Linked DNA regions of Homo sapiens: region 1 is linked to region 2. A link is a contact called in ENCODE Hi-C data. All regions are on one chromosome and are shown on one strand. Each heading gives the region's core, a stretch centred on a gene start or an enhancer-like site at or near the end of the contact. The rest is flanking DNA. Distances are from core to core; before and after follow the strand shown.

What was found. Hi-C counts contacts between places; a loop is a spot of excess contacts on that map. Pooled maps may share reads with other maps.
Region 1: a loop to region 2 is called in a map of ascending aorta, with 3 times the contacts of the local background. The contact joins two enhancer-like sites. A Hi-C loop is called at or near these places in 5 of 168 maps with a recorded cell type or tissue (IMR-90, adrenal gland, ascending aorta and 2 more) and 9 of 50 pooled maps.

The regions. Positions count from the first base shown.
Region 1 is chr3:73,784,566-73,787,930 of GRCh38, forward strand. No RefSeq gene overlaps it. Among named protein-coding and RNA genes, the nearest start is that of LINC02005, 23 kb to the right of the region's middle. Within about 2 kb of position 2,111, at least 3 of the 41 ENCODE cell types and tissues checked have a DNase peak (open chromatin) inside an H3K27ac peak, as active enhancers do.
Region 2 is chr3:73,507,202-73,510,220 of GRCh38, forward strand. All of the region lies in intron 3 of PDZRN3 (PDZ domain containing ring finger 3), which reads right to left. Among named protein-coding and RNA genes, the nearest start is that of PDZRN3-AS1, 110 kb to the right of the region's middle. Within about 2 kb of position 1,357, at least 4 of the 41 ENCODE cell types and tissues checked have a DNase peak (open chromatin) inside an H3K27ac peak, as active enhancers do.

The sequences.
Region 1 (3,365 bases), core at 861-3,360, 280 kb after region 2:
ACAGTCTTTCTATTTAGAATTGAACAAAACCCCTGTGTTAGTATTTTGTGAGTACCAAGGGAAGGCTCTGGAGATAGACCTTAAATGAATAAAGCATTTTTTTAGCCTCCTTTCTTAAATACTTTAACTTTTAGAAATAACACTGGATAGCCAATGAAAACACTTCTTTGATAAAAGCTAAGAATTTAAGATAAAAAACAGCTGGGCAGGTTTTTTCTATACAAAAGGAAACAACTTTGAACTACATAGACAATGTCATTTAAACCCAAACAGATGTGGTTTAATCTTGTTTTTGATCCTCTGGTAGATTTTTCTCAAAATGCCTGCATATGCATAGAAATGATGACTTTCAGATGTTCGAACATAATTTGTCTCTGTTAGAATATCACCTTGGTACATAGATCATGTACACCAAATACTCCAAGGCTTTGAACAGGGACAGCAGGGTACCAGAGAGAATTTATGCTGGTCTTTTGGTTTAGCCTAATGAGTCTGTAAGAAACTAAAGGGGAAGAAGAAAGCAATGGTGTCCACGTAATGTCATTTTCAAAACAAGAAAGTCACATGTGTTCTCCACGACTTCAGTAAATCATGGTGATAGTTTCAGATCCTCGCATTTAGAAATGCTTTTAAGATGAATCATATCACATGAACGCTCTAAAAATAATACACATGGTGGATTTATGCACCCTTCTGTGTCTCCGTTGATTATTATCCACTCATCCTACAATATCCTCTTGCACTGGAGCTTTCCCATCCTAACACCAGGAGAAGGAATCACTGGAGCGAAACGATTTTAAAACAAGAAATGTCATCAGTCAGACTGTGAAGCCACCTACTAAAATATACTCAAATCCACTTTCAACTTCAAAGCCTATTAGAGTTGTTACCTCAGGCAGCAGCCAAAAGGTTGAAGGAAGAGTTGTGCAGATAGAAATTTTTTTTTTTTTTTTTTTTTTGAGACGGAGTCTCGCTCTGTCGCCCAGGCCGGACTGCGGACTGCAGTGGCGCGATCTCGGCTCACTGCAAGCTCCGCTTCCCGGGTTCACGCCATTCTCCTGCCTCAGCCTCCCGAGTAGCTGGGACTACAGGCGCCCGCCACCGCGCCCGGCTAATTTTTTGTAATTTTAGTAGAGACGGGGTTTCACCTTGTTAGCCAGGATGGTCTTGATCTCCTGACCTCATGATCCACCCGCCTCGGCCTCCCAAAGCAGATAGAAATTTTATACAGATTTTTCCTTTCCTTCTCTCCCCTCTCCCTACCTGAATTAATATTATGGTGAATGGCAGGGAAAGCATCTAATGGAACAACATGTGGAGAGGCTTATGATCACTAATAGGAATCAAAAGGAAAGAGAACTCTAGGACAGAGGACACTGGTAATTAAAGCTCAGACCATCAAATGACCATGGGGAGGTCCATGGACAGCATTGTTCCAATTTAGCTTTTCCTTCAAGGTACCCTGTCTTTAGTTTCTATAATTTTCTCCATGGTTGTAGCCCTTGAGAATATGTAAAAGCCCACATCTGGAGTGGGAGGAAATTAGATGCATATATTTGTTGGCAAAATTTTGAAAAAGAAGTGTGTGTGTGCTGGGGATCTGTAGGGGGAATGAATAAGAGGAGAGATGGGGGTGAGGTAGACTGAGGGTGGTGGTGGTGGATTTGTGCTTGAATCATTGAGAAACCAGCCTAATGGCTCCAATCAAAACACTAAAGAAGGATCCAATTCATAAGTGGTCAAACATTTTCTAGAACTCTGTTGGCTCTCTAGCAACAAACTATTGTTCTGTGAAATGTCTCACCTCATCAAAACCCCCCTCAGGCCATACATGTAATGTGAGTTCATCCCTCGCCACAATCTAATCTACAACAATAATCTGGCATTATATGTGAATGCTTATTATTTTAGAAATGCAGATTTGTTTATATGGTTGGAGTCTCTAAGTCCTCTGCACTATCCATTTGTGCTGTCTGTCTGGATGTGTTTCCTGATCTTTGTGTGAGGAAGTTGCCCCTGCTCAACATGACTCAAAAAGAAAATAGTAGACTCATTGGAGTTTTGTCATGATGTGCCAGGGGCATCATGAATGATGTCTCCCACTAAGAATGACAGCAGCTGCCAAAGGATGCAGAAGGCAGGCACTGGCCCAATTACAGAGCAGTGAGTCAGTTTCAGGAGGCTGTGTAGAAATCCAACTGATTCCTGAGGCAGTGAGGAAGGGGGAAGAGCCTGAAGAAGTTACAGGGAGAAGCAGAGGATGCTGCCTTCATTGGAGGATGCTTGGGTCCTGAGCAAAGGAGGAGAGGAACTAAAGGCCATAGCACTCCTTTTGGTGAATGGTTTGGAAAGGGGAAAGAGTGAAAGGGGAATGACAGTGTTACATGGGACACATTAGAAGGCAGCTGAGAAAGGTGGAGAAAATTCCTGAGATTAGGGAGCCACGGAGCTGACTTCTAGCACTGGACATCTCATTGTGTGACTCAGACAAATTATTTCTACTTTTCTTGTGGATCTTGTGTAAAATAAAATGGTCTGATGTCTTCTAAAGCTCCTTCCAACTAGAAAATGATCTGAGCATAACAGTCTTATATGACACTGCTTCTGAGTCTATAAATGCACATATTTAACTCAGACTATTTCAACTGAATGCCTGGCAGAAAGAGGAGGAGTAGGTGGAGTGGAAAGGGGAAGAGAGAGAGCCCAAGACCAAGACAGAATAAACACATAAATGAAGCAGTGATGATAATTCTGGCCCATCTTCACATCTATGGAGTGACTTAGCCAGAGTGACTTAGAAGACACATGATTCTTCACCCCTCACATTTGGTCTTGGCACCTACTGTATGAGCATCTCACCCCCTTGAAAAACACTCTGGTGTTTAAACATATTACTATTAGTATTATAGTGCTTTAATTATTTATTACTATTTTTGGTACAGCATAGTCTCGAACACAAGTCAAATACTCCATTGGGTATTCAACCAAATAATCACTAAATCTATTGTGAAGCAGGAAGAAAACCTGTTTGGGTTAGGTTTAGAGAAAAATGGCACATTGATCTTTGATGTAATGTCTTCCTAAATAATCTTCAATGACAATTCATAATATATGTGATTTTTTTCTTATCCCATGTGCTGACTCCAGAGTTGTAGAATGCTACACCTACTTCCTTTTGCTGTTGTGGGAATCTCTGTTGTAACTTAGGGAGTGGATTAAAGAGATCCACTAAGCCATGAAGAACTGGATGAGATCATAGTCATCATTCTTAAGAGTCTCTGTGGAAAAGTGATGACAATAACAAAAATAACTAATTTGTGCCAAGGGCCTTTGTGCCATGTACCATGTGGAACATTTTACACATA
Region 2 (3,019 bases), core at 107-2,606:
CTTGTCCCCCAAGCTGGAGTGCAATGGTGAGATCTCAGTTCACAGCAACCTCTGCTTCCCGAGTTCAAGTGATTCTCCTCCCTCAGCCTCCCGAGTAGCTGGGATTACAGGCACCTGCCACCATATGCCTGGATAATTTTTGTATTTTTAGTAGAGATGGGGTTTCACCATGTTGGCCAGGCTGGTCTCAACTCCTGACCTCAGGTGATCCGCCCGCCTTGGCCTCCCAAAGTGCTGGGATTACAGGCGTGAGCCACCGTGCCCGGCCATTTCATTCTCATTTTCTACCACCCCCTCATGAAGCACACGTAAGGCATAGGTATTTTTCTGTATTGTGAGATGACAGGTTACTTCTCACTCTGAGCTTTCCAGTGCTTTTAGAAATGAAACTGTATCACTTCTGTAACTTGGAGAAGTTATGGAGTTTGACAATGTCAGGTCTAATTAGAATCAGCCATATGAGAAATCACTACTGGCAGCTGAACACTTGGCAAAGAAAAGATGTATTTAAATGAAGCCTTAGTGGAGATCTAAAACTGCATACTAAAGGAACTCTCAGGTATTGGCAATTGTAAGTCAGACTCGCTAACAAAAATTCTGAGATGCAGCTGGCCGGGCGCAGTGGCTCACGCCTGTAATCCCAGCACTTTGGGAGGACGAGGTGGGCGATCATTTGAGGCCAGGAGTTCCAGACCAGCCTGGCCAACATGGTAAAACCCCGTTTCTACTAAAAATACAAAAATTAGCCAGGCATGGTGGCACGTGCCTGTAAACCCAGCTACTTGGGAGGCTGAGGCACATGAGAATGGCTTGAACTCAGGAGGTGAAGGTTGCAATGAGCCGAGATTGTGCCATTGCACTCCAGCCTGGGTGACTGAGACGGTCTCAAAAAAAAAAGAGATGCAGCTATTACCAGCCCTGTTCCCACTCTTCACAATAGGCTTGGCTATCGACTAGAAATGTACTTCAAAAAACCTCTCTTCCCCGGCACATGCTGGACACCCTTGCTGAGCAGCAGCCACCACCATACAACCCCTCCCATAGTGTTGCCTTGAACAAGGAGCAAGGCCTCAGCAAAGTAATTTTCAAGGAAGACCTCCCTCCACCTTTGGTCCTCAGAGCTTCGTGCATAAACTCAGTCCTGCACTGTTCTTCAGAAATCTGGAAACAGCAGTGAAGACATAAAGGAAAACCCTGGGAGTGAAAGAAGAAAAGTCAACCGAAGTTTCTCCTTGCAGAATTCTGTCATCGTGATGGCCAATTTCACCTTGGAGCAATGCAACAGATGATGGTGCCTCCAACTGGGACCTGCCGTGCAGCTCCTCGGGCAGGAGACTATCAGTGACTTAAGGGACCACTAGGGGGCGATTTAGGAGTGAACAGTTTTCTATCCTTAAGAAAGATAAGCCAGGAAGCCTTAATTTCCAACCTTAAGTCACTGGAGGGTATTAGCTCCCAGGTAAATCCTGTTTTTAATTTTAACTATAAATGTAAACAGGGTCTTTCATTTTAACTTCTCCAGAAATGTAAACGTGGAGAACTTTCTGAAAGAGATATGTGAAAAGGCAGGGTATGGCACACAAAATTGATACATTGGAAAATAAATATTTTTTCTCTCCCCTGTCCACTTCCCTAGCCATAACCAAGGCCCTCTCATACAAAAACCAAAAAAGAAAAATAAACCTCTGGCAACAGAGCCCCTAGTGTCCCTTTGAGGTTCTATTTATATATTATGCCTATGGTTTATCCAGACAGGCCTAAAACGTCTCTGCAGCAGCAAAGACAATTTCCCCCACCCAGGCTCTCAGCATTTATCTGTAAGCCTCACGTGGCAATTAGTTACTTACTGTGTAGTGAGGGCTCTGGTGTTGGTGTTTAACTCTCCTAAGCTGCCTTAAATCCTTTGTGGAAGGAGGCAAGATATAAATAGTAGTTTTTAAAACACACAGGCTTACTCTGTTATTTCCATTTCTTATGTGTTTTGACTTTTCCTTTTTTACTTTCCAAGCCCCCCGTGAGGAAGTGACTTTGCCCTCATAATCACATTGGAAACCAGCCATCTGGAGATGGGATGGTCTCAGGGCAACACGCTCACTAAGCATCTACCATGCAACAGGCACAGGAAAGGGCGGACCCAGGAGGACGCAGACCCATGCGGTCTCAGCCCTTTAGGTGCAGAAATTGGACCTCTGTCTGTTTGTCCTGTAATTTCTCCAACATGTGGGCACTAGGCTGATCATTTCATCTCCCCTGGCTCAGTTTCCTCTTCTATAAAAACAAGGTCATTGAAAGAGATGGTGGCTCATGTCCCTTCTGGATCTCCCAGTGCTATGGCTCAAAGGGGCGTTCCCTCAGTACTCAACTAACGTACTGACAAACTAGGCTTTCAGTCTTGGAGGGCAAGAAGTATCTCTCACCTGAGATCCTGCAGGAAAGTCACAGCAAAATTTAATTTTAAATTGGAGATTCAGGCTTTTAGGCCTTTCCAAGGAAAACAGCCTCTTCTCTTACTGCCTAAGCAACTCCTAGCAGTAACTTTCAACTCTGATTGAATAATCAATTCTTGCCCAAAGACGCCTGAGTAAATACCAAACAGACAACTTCCTGCCTTGAATCCTGGCACGGGCGGGCGGCTCTTCTCTGTGACTTCCCTGAAAACCCACTGCAAATGTTTCCACCTGGGGAAATCAGGGGCTGAGGCCTCCAGCCACCCTTTCCTTGAAAGCAATCGTTGCAAATGTTTTGAAAACAACGGATTATCTTTAAAGAAGCAGTAACAACAGAAAGCCATTTGTTTCTTCTACCATGACTGATTCATCTGTCGTACACTGGAGGTTGGGGGTGGAGGAGGAGAGGCCCTCAAACAAATGTTTCCTATCAGTGGCAAGTATTTTGATAATCAGGAAAATACCAAATAGATTTGCAACCAGCTTGGTAAACTACTTAGCTTGAGGATTCAACAGGATCCCTACTGCACGCTTTCTGCCTCCTGTAGCTAACTCTGTCCATTTTTGTGTCA